Regions from separate parts of the Homo sapiens genome. Here all the other regions are linked to region 3. Evidence: chromatin contacts called from ENCODE Hi-C or POLR2A ChIA-PET data. All regions are on one chromosome and are shown on one strand. The core of a region is the stretch at or near the end of the contact, and the rest is flanking DNA. Distances in the headings are between cores, read along the strand shown.

Region 1 (2,700 bases), core at 158-2,657, 1.0 Mb after region 3:
CATTAGATTTCTCAAAAATGCCTACTGTGATTTGTACCCAAGTGAATAAAAAATGCAATCATTTATTCTTGTGCATTGTGCCAAGTGAGGAAAAAAAAAAAACACACACACACACAACCCGGCAATTCATTCAATGGCCCTAATTTAGACTGCTAGGAAGAGGTTTAGAAAAAAAAAAGAGAGAGAGAGAGAGAAGCTTTTAAAGTATCTGACACACAGCTAGTAGGGCTATTTAAGAACTGCTGAACAGAAAAACAAAGTGGCAGTGAGAGGTGGGGGAAAGCAGAATTCTCATTTCCAGAGCATCATAAAGGGTATAATGTGGCCCGCTTATTAGAAAGTTGCTGGCCGGGCGCGGTGGCTTACGCCTGTAATACCAGCACTTTGGGAGGCCGAGGCGGGCGGATCACCTGAGGTTGGGAGTTCGAGACTAGCCTGACCAACATGGAGAAACCCCGTCTCATGCCTATAATCCCAGCTACTCGGGAGGCTAAGGCAGAAGAATCGCTTGAACCTGGGAGGCGTAGGTTGCGATGAGCCGAGATAGCACCATTGCACTCCAGCCTGGGCAACAAGAGAGAAACTCCGTCTCACAGAAAAAAAAAAAAAAAAAAAAAGTTGCTAATGGCTGTCTGGTCAATTGGCAGGGGTCAGCCAGGAGTGGATCTGGAAGCTGGAGAACTCTCAATACGCCACTTCAGTTTATTGACGACATTTATAATTGCAACCGAAGTTGACTGATTTCTGCTAAATGAAAGTTTGCGCTTTGCCCTTTAGCATTGAGGCTCCTGGAAAGAACTTCAATGAAATTGGATGCATTGAGACCAAAGAAAAGAAGGGGACATTTTTATCTCTCTGATACCTTTCTCCCCAGGGCTTGGAAACACTTCTTAAACACAACCTCTAATGTTGGTGTTTTGTAAGTACTACCCCTATGAATAAAGCTAGCAGAGATAAGCTTCTCCTTGCAGGAAGTGAGCTGGAGAAGTGGAAAAGTTTACAGAGAAAACTCTACAACAAAGACTTAACCCTTCCCGGGTAACCACGAATGTGAGCGTCTGCCCCTCCTTTGCTTTCTACTGCGCAACCAAACTGTGCACAAGCGTGAATCAACCTTAACCGTCACGTCTCTTGCCAGTTAGCTTAACAGACACTTTTAGCAGCCTATCATAACTTCGAATTGCCCAACCCTCAACCAATTACAACTAAAGCTTGGGCTAGGACGCTCCAGGTCCGGGCGGGGGCGAATACCGGGTTTAGGAAAAGGGGCGGTAAAGAGCGATGACGGGCGGGTATACTAAACCAATCAGAGAGGAGAGCTGCCGCCCCACTATCCAATGGATAGGTTAGAAGTATGAAAGAGGGTGGGCCTGTTGTCATGGGGGAGGTGGTGGCGCTTGGTGGCCACTGGCGGCCGAGGTAGAGGCAGTGGCGCTTGAGTTGGTCGGGGGCAGCGGCAGGTGAGTGCCGGTAACGCGGGTCAGAGATCTGGGGGCCGTCGCGGGGCGGAATCTCCAGCTCAGCACTCCGGAGGCGGAGGCCGGAGGAAGGGGGCCTGGACTTCGGGTCGGGGCCCGGGCCGGGGCCGGGGCCAGGGCGGAGGCGGCGGGGGCGGCGGCGAGTTCGCGCTGACTGGGCTAGGGGGAGAGGGGCTGGGCTTCTGGCTGCGGAGTTCTCCCGAGGAAGGTAGGCTACGGCCGGACCCGCGCGGGTCAGGCCAGGAGGTCCCTTGGGACGTCCAGCTGCTCCGGTCTAGCGCGCTGACCGGCGGCCACTGTGTGAGGAGTAGGTATCTGAGGAAACGGAAGCGGCCAGGGTCCCAGAGAGGGGGTGACCTGTAACGACCTGCTTCAAGGGCGGGGTGTCTTGGGAATACCCAGGACGGCTTGGGTGCCAGGGAGAAAAGGAATCCGGGAAGCCCGGCAGCGGCCGGTGAGGAGAGAGCGGGGTGGGGGGCAGGGGAACTGGGAGTGGCCCCGGTCCGAGGGAGGTAGGAAGGCCGAGGGTGGCCAGGGTCCCGGGTGACAGGGAGCAGACTTGCTCCAAGTAGGGGCGTCTGAGGAAACGCTCGGAGGGGGTTGGGGACCCTCCTGAGAAAAGCGGCTGTCCAAGGGAGGGGGCTCCTGGAGAGATGAGGAGCAGCAGGTCTTCGGAGGGTCGGACGAGTAGAGATCTTGCACCGCCTGGGGGAAGAACCGGAGCTCCCTGCGCCCCCATAGCTGAGCTGGGATGGGAGACCCAACTGGCCTGGCCGCTCCGGCTCTGAGGATCCCTAAGGGACCAGGAAAGAAGTCCTCGAGGAGTGGCTCGCGTTTGAGACCGGGGTGAGGAGCCAGCAGGGGAGTGGAAGTTCCCTCGGTCGGAGAGGAGTCATGCAAAATGGGACGGAGATGGGCGGAGGTGGGAGAGAATCCCTATAGGAGGGGATAAGGTAGAGAAAGAAAGTTGCCCGAGGAGAGAGTAATGGTTTCGTGGAACTGGCTAGGACAGTAGATATATGAGAAATTAACAGTGGAGCCATGTAGGTTCACAGGTCTTCACAAATAGAAGAAACTTCAGTTTCGTAATTAATATCAAGATGACATCTAGGACCAAAGCAAAGCTCCTAAAAGCAAGGTTAAGTGACTTGTTTTAGAAAAGAAATTTGTTTTAGGATGATGGCAGTAATATTAGGAAATAGGTTCATTGACAGGGTGGGGA
Region 2 (2,700 bases), core at 87-2,586, 1.4 Mb after region 3:
TACTACTATAAATTCATTTTACAGAGGAACAAAAACCAAAGCTTAAAAGAAAAAAGAAAAAGAAAAACCAAGGCTTTAAGTTAAATGAATTAGAATACTATAAGATTCACTTGAATCATGAGTAACTTATGACCAACTTAATCCCTTTCAAGTCCTCTGAATGTTTTTGGAAATAGCCTTTAAAAAAATTAAAAGCTCCAAAGACTATACAAAAATTATTTATACATTACTGCCCACGGCCTAATACACAGAGTACTTCACACTAATACAGCAGTAGGGTGCAACAGAGGTCCAATCTCTTCCCTTCTCTTGGCTCCACTCTGCCCAGTATCAAAATGGCATTTCCATGGCAATACAAATCCATATTACATAACCTCCGAAAAATCTTCATAGTCCTACGTCTATTCCGGAAAACCGTATTTAAAAGCAGGATTGACGACCAAAGAAAAATGAGAAAGTAACATTTTAATGTGGAGCTTAGTAATCGCCTAGAATGAATGGCGATATACAGTTTACTGCACCCTCCAATGCGCAAAAGAGGCAGGATGGCAAAATTCATGACTATCTTAAGCAAGCCAGGAGACTGCTAAAAAGGTAGGTATTAGCTCAATTCCAAGGGGGTGGGGCCCAGTTCACTTGGTGGCGGGCTCTAGATGGCCAAAGAGGAAGGGAAAGATATCCGTTGGTGGCCAGCACCTCGCTAAAAAGGGTGGGTAGAGGCTAACTTCAAGGCAACGGCTGGGGCGAGAGTGTCCCAGGCCCGAAAACCTACTGTGGGGCTCCGGTAAGTAAGGGGGCTCAGGGAAGGGCTCCCCTGGGGCAGATCGATCGTTTTGTATCTAACGTGGAGCCCAGGGGGGGCAGAGACGATTCACTCCGCGGCGGAACGTGGAAGGGAAAGGGAAAGTGGGCGACAATGCAAGACGGAAAGCTCAAGCCGTAGGTCTGGCCTCCACCAGCTACGGCTGGGCCCACAGCTTTTCCAGGCCTTAGAGAAGAGAAGAAACCAAGCCTCGTGCCGACCCCTCCCCCACCCCCGCCTCCGCGCTCCCCCTTACCTCTACCCCACCCTGGCGCTTTCGCAGCCACCCCGGCTTTTCCTCCTCCACCAGCTGAGGCACCCGGTCTCCCGGTTTCCACACGCGTTCAGAGACACAAACTCACCCGCCGCTGAGGAAACGGTACTGCCTTCGCGACCTTCTGGGATCCAGGTTACGAGTGCGCTCCACTGGTTCGAGATTTCTGCCCGTCGCTCGCCAGGGAGACTGAGTGCCCAAGCGCCTACTCGCACAGGCCGCAAATACAGCCGCGCTGCGCGGCGAGCTGATGGAGGTCTTCCTCTTGCCCGGCGTGCACTGCGGCCGGGGGCGGGGAGCGCGGAACCATAGAGAAGAACGTATATAGATCGTCTCCGCTGTTGGCTCTGACTCACCAAGCCGAGACGAATAACCATAGAGAAGCAGCGTCTAGCGGTTACTAGAAAGGCCCGAACTGTAAATTATGACCCACCATGTTTGATTGGAGCCGACTGAATCTTACGACTACGGGACGCCATCTTGAGGTCAAGGTTCCGGCTGGGCACGGCGCGAGGAGTGTTAGAGGCTTTCTCACTTTTCGTAGTTTTTCGGGGGGTGGAACCTTGCTTTGTGATTCCTTGAGGTTCGAGGAACTGATAACTGGGCGCGATCTGCAACCTTAGTGTTAAACCCCAAGTGCTGTTATAACAACTACTCGAGATCAACAAATAATTGGCAAAGGCTGTGGAGGTTTTTTGAAAAGCAAAAGCTTATGCGTAGTTGTAGGGCCAAAGAGGTGGCTAGAAGATGTTTGGAAAAACGTGAAAAGTCCTGTAATACTAGTTAACACAGCTTTCGTTCTGTAATCTAAACGTGCTAAAAGAACTTAGCTTAAGTTAATGGAAATGAATAAAATTAATCATAAATGATTACGTTATTCCAATTGTGGACCTTATAGGCAATATCTAGTTACACGCCTTTCTCAACTGCTTGCCTCTAGGAAGGCATAAAACGGATTCAGTATAAAGTTATTGCCTCCCTGAGTTCCTGGTGCTGTGTTAAGTGCTGGAAGTATGAAGGCAAATGGAAGTGAGATTTGTTCCTGTCCTGCAAGAACTGTGAGCCAGGTGAAATAGATGACAAACCATGACCAGCCTAATATAAAATTGAAACATACTACACACTTCCTGCCTGCCTCCCCTACTTAATTTTACTCTAAAGCACTCATAACCATCTATCATAACATACATTTTTCTTGCTGATTTTATGGTCCGTCACTACCCCCACTAGAATGTGAATGTAAGCAATGCATGGATTGCCTGTTTTGTGCAAGAACAGGTCCTGGTACATAGCAAGCGCTCAATAAATATTTGTTGAGTGACAGAAATGATTACCGGCCGGGCGCGGTGGCTCACGCCTGTAACCCCAGCACTTTGGGAGGCCGAGGCGGGTGGATCACCTGAGGTTAGGAGTTCGAGGCCACCCTGGCCAACATGGCAAAACCCCGTCTCTACTGAAAATACAAAAATAAACTAGGCGTGGTGGCAGGCGCCTGTAATCCCAGCTACTCGGGAGGCTGAGGCAGGAGAATCGCTTGAACCCTGGAGGCGGAGGTTGCAGTGAGCCGAGATGGCACCACTGCACTCCAGCCTGGGCAACAAAGTGAGACATTGTCTCAAAAAAA
Region 3 (2,700 bases), core at 155-2,654:
TTAACAGGTGCTGATTTTCTTTGAGGCAAAATGATTCAATGGAATAAATACTGGGAAACGTGTAGGGACTTAAGCCTGGAATCTAGTCCGGCCTGACTTTCTACCGACTACCCAATGGACCTGGGCAGATCAATTTTGCTCCTATAACTTAGTTACTTTGATTCAGAACAACAAACCTTTACTGCATCCTCACTGTGAGACGGGCGGTGTTAACCATCCCAGGTAAACCCTTTAAATTTGGAATAAAAGTGCACCTTAAACTGGAGACACTTTTGTCCCTCCTGTACCTCCTTTGGGGGCCCACCCCTTCCTCCTTGCCTGTCGTCGGGGTTGATAACTGTATCCAGTGAAAATTTGTATTGGAATCCGGAGCATCCACCTCCCTCCACTTGCAGCCTGAGGAATTCTGACCCTTCGGTGATTTCCAAAAGCCTCTGAAATGCAGGAAGGGGGATCAAGAATAGCGGGAAACGGGAGTTAAAGGGCTGAGTGAAGAGCAGTTCCCGCTGCTCCCGCCAATCGCCTGGGTACCGCCGCTCCGCGTCCGGCCTCCTACCTGGACGCAACTGTCTGTGAGGCGGATCTGCCCTTCGCCGGCCTCGGGGCTGGAGGACGACGCCTCCCGACGCGCCTGGGGTCCCAGGGAGGCCGTGAGGAGCCTGCGCGCAAGGGAGGAGGGTGAGCCCGGGAGCAGAAGGGGCACCTTGCAACCCTCGACCTGGAGCGCCTCACGCTAAACCTGGCGACCCCCACCTGGACGGCCTCCCACCAAACCCTCGCATCCCCCACAGGCCTTAGTTTCCCATTTGTCCTAGAGGCGCAGAACCAAACACCCTTTCCAGGTGCCTTTCTAGTCTTGGTACCTGCCCCTCGGCCAGGGAGTGACCGCTCTCTGCGTCGCGGCCGTTAGGGACGACCCCCAGGCGGCAGCCATCTTCCTCCACAAGCTCCGCCCCTCGCGTCTCCCCCGTTTCTCACCCGGGGCCTCGGGAGGCGGAGAGAACGAACAGGAGGCCGGGACTTCACGGAGGCCCCGCCCCCCCAACATGCCTATTGGGTAGTGCGGGAGGAGAAGGTGTCTGATTGGCTAGGAATGCTCCAGACGGCAGCGGCGGGGACGCACCCAGGAAGCCGGAGAGGTGCTCTAAAGGGAAGGAACGGGGCGGGGAGGAGTGAGGCGGGGCGGGGCGGAGGTGGGTCCGGGCGGGTCAGGCCTCTGAGGGGATGGCATGGGCGGAGACTGCAGGCTTCTGGGCCTGAGAGGGCTGGAGCTGGCTTTCCGGAGCCGGGGGCGGGGCGCGGGCGGGCCTCAGCTGTGGTTACTGGTGACAGGTCGCCTGACTGGGCTCCTCCCCGGGCCCGCCCCGACAGGTTTGTCTTGTGACCGCGGGCGGCCGCTGCTTCTTTCCCGAGCTTGGAACTTCGTTATCCGCGATGCGTTTCCTGGCAGCTACATTCCTGCTCCTGGCGCTCAGCACCGCTGCCCAGGCCGAACCGGTGCAGTTCAAGGACTGCGGTGAGCCCCAGGCCCGCCCAAGGTTCCCGCGCCCTCTGTGGAAGGCCCCGCCGGACCCCCGCGCTGAGACCCCTGGGGCTGGGCTGGGCGGATCCCTCGGGCGGCCAGGCTGAGCCTTGGACCCTACCTAACTGGAATGGGCTGGGTCGGGGGAGAAGGCGCCGGCCTCCATGAAACCCGACCGCGCACAACTTTGTTTCTTTCCTTAGAACGCGTGTTTTGGGGTTCCTGGGAACTCCAGGAGGTGGGCCTTTTGCTGAAGTTTCCTAAAGTTTGTAGGGCGGACAACAGAAGGGCTGTATCCAGCTCTGGTGGAGGGGTGGAGCACAGAACTTCTTTTTATTTATGCTTTGTATCTTGGAATCCCGCCTCCCCCTTCCAACTCCTTTTGCTTTTCTTTTAATTTCGTTTTTGCTGACAAGTCAAAAGTCAATTCCCCTTTTTCATCATTTATTGTTACAAATAGGACTTCCTTTGGGCTTTGGAATCTTGTGATTCTTAATCAGTTTTTCCTTGTATAAATCTCATTGTGTCTCTAATCACAGCTTGTGATACATAACTCCCTCTCGCCGCTGTGGTTGGAATCTTTGTTGGAAAATACAACAGGTGGTAGAAATTCTGAGTGCCTTCATTGAGTCGAGTCTATAGAATTGTCGGAACAGAAACTCGAGCAATGTTGTTCAGAGGTGGAGATAGAGAGATAGAACTGTCAATGAAAGAGGCATGAAACTGACTTTGTAAGATCTATGAGTGGAAAGGAAGCACGGAGATCGTATAATCAATCATTGAATTCCAGGGATGTTGGGTAGCCTACCTAAAGTCACGCAGCAGAATGGGGAGCCAGAGTAAGTGTAACCGCCCAAGGGGTTCACCTTGCGCATTGCCTAGACAGAGCGGATTTATCAAGATGGGATTTGCAGTGGCGAAAAGAGTAATTCACGCAGAGCCGGCTGTGGGGGAGGCCGGAGTTTTATTGTTACTCAGATCAGTCTCCCCGAGCATTCGGGGATCAGAGTTTTTAAGGATAATTTGGCGGGTATGGGCTTGGAAAGTGGGGAGTGCTGATTGGTCAGGTTGAAGATAAAATCATAGGAGAGTCGAAGTGAGTTCTTCTTGCTGACCTCTGGGTGGTGTCATTTGCTGCATCGGAATGCAGGATCTGCAAAATATCTCAAGCACTGACC
Region 4 (2,700 bases), core at 159-2,658, 1.6 Mb after region 3:
ACGTTCTGTTTATCTGTAAATCTAATAGTGTATGTAGTTGAACTCTTAAAATTCTGGAATGTTTATTTTATTTTATTCATTGTCTTGAGAGGAGCAAAAGGAAGCGAGAGGGCATAGCTTTGAAGAACTGGCAATTTGGCAACTTCTCTCCCCTTGCCACCCCTCCCCCACTATCTTAGCTATTTGATCTGATTAAACAGCTTTGGAATGGTAGCCAGACTTCTGTATGCTAACGAGGCCCCTACCCTATTCGCGATTTAATGCGATTTCATCCCCCCAGAGCTTCCCGGTGCCCAGTGGAAGCCTGACTTCGCAGAAGTCTCCCAATTTTGTCAGGGGCTCGCCAGTGAAGAGTTCACACTGACTTGAAGCAGACACAGACTCATTGGACGCCTCGGGTCACATCGGATTATTCATTAGCAAATTCTTTCCACCTTCTATCTAAGTAGTGAAAGGTGACGCCAGAATCGCGTGTGCCACTCCTCTAAAGGGACCCTGATAACACCCAGTCCAGGCTCTACAACTTCTGCCTAGTCACTTGCTTCCTAGCAGTAGAAAGTTTCCAAAGGTTGCCTTAAGTCCTCCCTACCCCTAAGCCTAAAGATCAGAGCTCCAGGTCCCACCACCTAGCAGGAATCTGAGCATTTTGGAAGTTTCTGGTGTAGAGGGAAGAACCGAAGGGGTGGTAGCGGGGAACCGCGCAGAGTAACCCCCCTGCACTACGTAAGGAAAGCCCTGGCTGCAGGAGGGAGCGAGCCTGACATTGAGACGTTCCAGGGGGAGGGTGAGTTGCTGTCCTGGAGTCGCCAGGAACAGCAGCGACAGTTCCAAGAAGCGAGAGAGGAAGGTGGCCGAGATAAAGAGAACACTTCGGGAATAAGAATATTAAAAAGCGGCAGGACCCAGAGCATTAGCAAACGGCAGAGCACATGTAGTAATTTGTTAACACGAAACGGCAGCCTTCCAACTTTTGCACTGAAACACGGGGATTTACCCTTTGGGGGATTAAAAATGTTGATACGCAAAGCCAAAGGCTAATGAATAGGATTCAGTGGCTTGCTGGCAATATTTAAATATTTCTGTCCGGGAGCGCAAACTCTTCTGCAGTTATTTAGAAAAGTAGGGAGTTAAACCAAACTATAATACTCTCCCGTGCGTCTCCACTTTCCCCAGCCCGAAAAGGAGCTACCAGCGCTGTACTGCCCCTTTAAGACCTGCTGGCTCTCGGGCTCTACAAAAGGGAGTGACCTCTGGGCTTTGACAGCTCTCCTAATAACTACCACGGCGCAGGCCCCGCCCACCTAGCTACCAGCAGCGCCGATTGGCCGGCGGGCCGGTATCCCGCGCTGTGATTGGCCCGTCGCTTCCCCTGAGCGAACCTTTAGAACTCTGAGACAATATTCTGTTACATTGTAGCAAAATGGCGACTGTCATTCACAACCCCCTGAAAGCGTAAGTAAGACTAAAAAATGTACATATTCCGCGTGGTTTCAATATGAAAAAAAAGGCGCCTTCTGCGTGGCGAGCGCTGCCAGAGCATTGCGCTTGCAGGCGCCTCCAGCCGCGGCGGGGCTTCTCTCTTCTTTCAGCTCTTACTTCTTCATCTTCTTTTTTTCCCCCAACGCGCAGAAATGTCAGGAGATGCAATTAACAAGAAGAAAATTGTTACATTTGTGTTCTGCTAAATTGCAGAGAGAGCCAGATATAGGGGTTGCAGGCGGAGAAGCCCGGCGCTCGAGCGCTCTACAGCAGGAGGGTCGCGGGAGCTCGGGGACGGCGCGGTCCCCGGAGTCCCCCGCCTCGCGGGCAGGGAGCGCGGCTTCGGGGGCTGCTGGGCGGGGGGCGAGCGTCGGGCAGTGGCCGCCTCGGTGTACTTGGCCGAGCCCCGCGCCCCCGAGCCCGCGGCCCCCGCCCCGCCGCTGGGTCCGCTGGGTCCAGCGGACGGACCGCGGAGGCTCCGGAGTTTGCAGGGCGCTCTTCGCCTTCCGATCGCTCGCGGGGAGTTTGTGCAAACCTTCCGGAGTTGGAGCACCGCGGGGGAAGCAGCGGGTCCCGGGCGTGCTGGGGCCCAGGTGGTCGCCCCGGGCTTTCCCCGGCAGCCCCCGGATCTCGGAGGCGCTCCGGGCGATCGAGCGTGTGTCTGCTCGTGTATTTGCGAGCGAGCTGGCTTTAGTGGATTAACGACTCGGGTTAACTTGGGGTGGATTTGGAGGCAGGGAAGCCGCAGGTCTTATGAATGGTGTTCTCGCCACCTCTGGGTGAGGCGCTGAGGCAGGCGGAGAGGCGGTTTTGGGGCTCCTGGCCCGAGGGGGCAGCGTCTGCTCCCGGCCGGGCGAGGGGCAGGTGCCTCTGGCCGCCTCGGGGAGACTTTGAGCGCTTGCCCAGATCCTGGACAGAGTGGGGCGGGCCGGGCGAGGACTCGCGGGGGCCAGCCCCGGGTCCAACAGCCAATTTCTGCCTGCCTGCCTTCCTCCTCCTTTTCATCCTTCCTTCCTTCCTTCCTTCCTTCCTTCCTTCCTTCCTTCCTTCCTTCCTTCCTTCCTTCCTTCCTTCCTTCCTTCCTTCCAGTCAGTGGAACTGTTAAGCCGCCAAGTCCGCTCGCGATCGCGGAGCCAGGGGTGGCCTCGGAAAACTAGTGTCGCTCTGAAAGGGGTGCTATTGGGTGATGTCGGCAGAGGGTGGCTCCCTCCGTATCCGAGG
Region 5 (2,700 bases), core at 57-2,556, 1.5 Mb before region 3:
GAAAAACTTCTTTACTGCCTGATTTTTGTGTATGTTAAATGTAGTCTATTTATTGCCCATCTTCTCCCACTACAACATAATCACATGAGGGCAGGAACTTTGCTTTATTCATTGCTGTATCTCCAGCACCTAGGACACTGCCTGATACACAGTAGGGGCTCAATAAATATTTGTTGAATGAATGAATAACTACATTCACATCCCCAGGTACTAAAAAACATTCACGTATCAGCAGGCCTGGTGACCTTCAAAACACTTAGAGATTTCACAGCAGACACTAAAGACTTGCTCTGGGGCCCAATCTTTTAGTAAGTGCGATCCTAACCAGTTTTAAAGATAAAAAGGCCTGATGGGGGTTACAAAGGAGGAAGGTAGACACTGAACTTGGGTCTTGAATCTAGCTCCATTATTTACTAACTATAACGCTGGGTAAACCACAGCCTCATAGGCAGCAGTAGCTAACCTCTTCTGACCTCTTCCGTGATAACATATGCCAAGCACTGAGTTACACGCTTCCCATGTATTGTTGCATTTCCTTTTCACTGTAACACCTCCATTCTAGGCATAAGGAAACCAAGGCTCGGAAAGGTTAAATCGTTTTTTAGGTTTTTTTTTTTTTTTTGAACCCAGGCAACAGCTCTATGCTCCATCTGGCCTCAGTGCCTGAGCACCTAATCACTCCCTCACGTTACAAATCGGTCTTGGTTTCCTTAACTACTGAGGTAACTGAGGTTAACTCCCACCTCCCCACGGGGATTACCGGGAAGAAAGGCCGTCCCTGCCTGCCTCCCTTCCATGCATAAAACAGTGCGGCTTTTGCAGGAACTTCTGCGACGAGGTGTCCCAAAGGAAAAACTCTAGGATGGGAGCGAGTGCGACCCCGGCCGGGGCTCCCCTATCACCCTGTGATCGATCTGTTCTGGGGAAGTTCGCACTCGGGGCTCTAGAAAACGGAGAAAGGCTCGGAAATTTCCCACGGTCCTAGACGCCGGCGGGGACAGGGTGTTTTCTACTTTCTGAGGATTTTAAAGAAAGCAAACCCCAGGCCAGCAGCGGCGGAGCCCACAGTGGCCTGGGGGCGGGGCGGTGAGGCTGCCTCCTTCTGGGCCTCACCCGGCGCGGCGCGAGGCCTGCCGCCCTGAGTCGCCTCAGAGAAGTCGGGGCCGGCGGGGTCGCTCCTCCCCACCCGCCAAATCCTGGCCCCCAAGGCCCCCGAATTGGTCCTCACGGAGGTAGCCAAGCTGTAGCGAAGCTCCTCGTCCAAGTCGAGCAAATCCTCCATCTCCGCGGCCGCCTGACGTCACTTCCTGGAAACCGACTGGCCCAGACGCGTCCCTGCTAACAGCCCCGCCCCTCCACCCCAATTTTTAAAGGGTACGCAGCATGGTTCCTGGATTCTGTGTGCCATCCTCCAAACTACCGAATCTTTCTTAAATCTGCCTTGCTTGACATCTGGAAGCAACCTCCGGTTATTAAAACTCGCCAACGCTGCTCCTGCGAGACGGTAAAATAATTTGGTCGTTAGGAACTGTCTGTATTTGTAGCTCTGTTTAAATATATCAATATATTAAGTGCAAAGCACTACTACTGCTATACTGATGCCTCCCACTTGTACAGCTCTTTGCAAGGTACAGAAGGCCGTCACAGTTATTGGCTTAACGTGAGGGGCATTAACAACCTTGTGTGGGAAGCAAGATAAGTGGTATTGTTTCCATTTGACAGATGAGAAAACAGGGAATCAGGTGTAATAAATGGTTTACCATGAATTATGGAAACTGCAATATACATAATCTCTGCCTTCAAGAAGTTTACAGAGAGGCTGAATCAACACATCAAATAGCTGAGTAGTAATAACTTTCAAAAGTACAAATATTCAATATCTCATTAAATCCCAATAATCCCGCAAAGTGAGTAGCAGTAGTATCTCTAACACAACAATAAAGCACACTGAGGTACAAAGAAGGGGCTTGAGGAAAATCACCTAAGTGCCAAGCAGCAGAGCCAAATGCCCTTCTGACACCAGACATTACTGGAGTATTTATCTCCAGCACATACTACTGGGTGCCAGCCATTCTCCTAGGCTGGCAGAGGGAGATGTACCACAAATTCCCAGCCTAATGGGGCATTTAAGTTGCGTCTTTGTTGACTCTTCATATGAGATCTCCAAGTCAATATCACTGGCCAGGTCCCTGACACTGGTTGGCTGAGATCCATAGGAGATGGGCTGATAGCCCTGAAAGCAAACAACATTCCAGTATTATGTTGAGGGGAAGGCCTGGATGGACACAGGTTAAAAGCAAGGATTCGGAAGTGGGAGTAGCACCCCTGAAACCTCATTGCAAGCATTTCTTAAATATCCAGTAAATCACTCAGTTCAGTCACACATGTTACTGGATAGGACTGTGTGTTAGCATGCCTGTGACAGCAAGAGCACTGGCCTGGATATCAGAAGAGCTGTGTTCTCATCTTAGCTCTCCTGAAAACTACCTGTGTAGTCAGAGCAGAGCCCTTTCCGCTATCAGTTTCCTCCCTTGTAATTACTTTAGAGATTATCTCTAAGATCCTTTGTTAACTTGCTTCTCAGTGAGAATACTTTGTTAGATTTTAATCTGAAGAAACACTCATTGCCAAAAATCCAAGACAGATGAAATATAGGCTCCAATGAATCCCTTGTTCCCTTCTTCTTCGGCACCAGATGAG

What was found. Hi-C counts contacts between places; a loop is a spot of excess contacts on that map. ChIA-PET counts read pairs that join two places held with the same protein, here RNA polymerase II (POLR2A). Pooled maps may share reads with other maps.
Region 1: a map of CD8-positive, alpha-beta T cell shows a loop between it and region 3 (14-fold over the local background). The contact joins the promoter of NUMB here to the promoter of NPC2 in region 3. A Hi-C loop is called at or near these places in 2 of 168 maps with a recorded cell type or tissue (CD4-positive, alpha-beta T cell and CD8-positive, alpha-beta T cell) and 8 of 50 pooled maps.
Region 2: a loop to region 3 is called in a map of naive thymus-derived CD4-positive, alpha-beta T cell, with 6 times the contacts of the local background. The contact joins the promoter of RBM25 here to the promoter of NPC2 in region 3. A Hi-C loop is called at or near these places in 1 of 168 maps with a recorded cell type or tissue (naive thymus-derived CD4-positive, alpha-beta T cell), 2 of 37 single-sample maps with no recorded cell type and 12 of 50 pooled maps. POLR2A ChIA-PET finds 5 or more read pairs at or near these places in 1 of 52 experiments (naive thymus-derived CD4-positive, alpha-beta T cell).
Region 4: a loop to region 3 is called in a pooled map, with 33 times the contacts of the local background. The contact joins the promoter of DPF3 here to the promoter of NPC2 in region 3. A Hi-C loop is called at or near these places in 5 of 50 pooled maps.
Region 5: a map of CD8-positive, alpha-beta T cell shows a loop between it and region 3 (8-fold over the local background). The contact joins the promoter of IFT43 here to the promoter of NPC2 in region 3. A Hi-C loop is called at or near these places in 2 of 168 maps with a recorded cell type or tissue (CD8-positive, alpha-beta T cell and naive thymus-derived CD4-positive, alpha-beta T cell), 1 of 37 single-sample maps with no recorded cell type and 9 of 50 pooled maps.

What each region holds. Positions count from the first base shown.
Region 1 is chr14:73,457,253-73,459,952 of GRCh38, reverse strand. NUMB (NUMB endocytic adaptor protein) reads left to right here and starts at 1,407. Exons shown (of 13, transcript NM_001005743.2): 1 at 1,407-1,460. RefSeq lists enhancers at 11-544, 545-1,078 and silencers at 1,064-1,263, 1,454-1,543, 1,554-1,683.
Region 2 is chr14:73,057,170-73,059,869 of GRCh38, reverse strand. RBM25 (RNA binding motif protein 25) reads right to left here and starts at 1,336. Exons shown (of 19, transcript NM_021239.3): 1 at 1,165-1,336. It overlaps RBM25-AS1 (RBM25 antisense RNA 1), which reads left to right and starts at 417. Exons shown (of 2, transcript NR_184256.1): 1 at 417-594; 2 at 1,113-2,700. RefSeq lists enhancers at 1,232-1,771, 824-2,023, 1,095-2,059.
Region 3 is chr14:74,492,009-74,494,708 of GRCh38, reverse strand. It overlaps NPC2 (NPC intracellular cholesterol transporter 2), which reads left to right and starts at 1,404. Exons shown (of 5, transcript NM_006432.5): 1 at 1,404-1,516. The coding sequence starts at 1,435. ISCA2 (iron-sulfur cluster assembly 2) reads right to left here and starts at 944. Exons shown (of 4, transcript NM_194279.4): 1 at 864-944; 2 at 557-659; 3 at 319-434. The coding sequence starts at 934. RefSeq lists an enhancer at 862-941 and silencers at 1,142-1,421, 1,592-1,651.
Region 4 is chr14:72,892,809-72,895,508 of GRCh38, reverse strand. It overlaps DPF3 (double PHD fingers 3), which reads left to right and starts at 1,408. Exons shown (of 11, transcript NM_001280542.3): 1 at 1,408-1,452. The coding sequence starts at 1,421. RefSeq lists an enhancer at 1,154-1,448.
Region 5 is chr14:75,984,369-75,987,068 of GRCh38, reverse strand. IFT43 (intraflagellar transport 43) reads right to left here and starts at 1,306. Exons shown (of 9, transcript NM_001102564.3): 1 at 1,229-1,306. The coding sequence starts at 1,282. RefSeq lists a silencer at 1,016-1,325 and an enhancer at 1,152-1,653.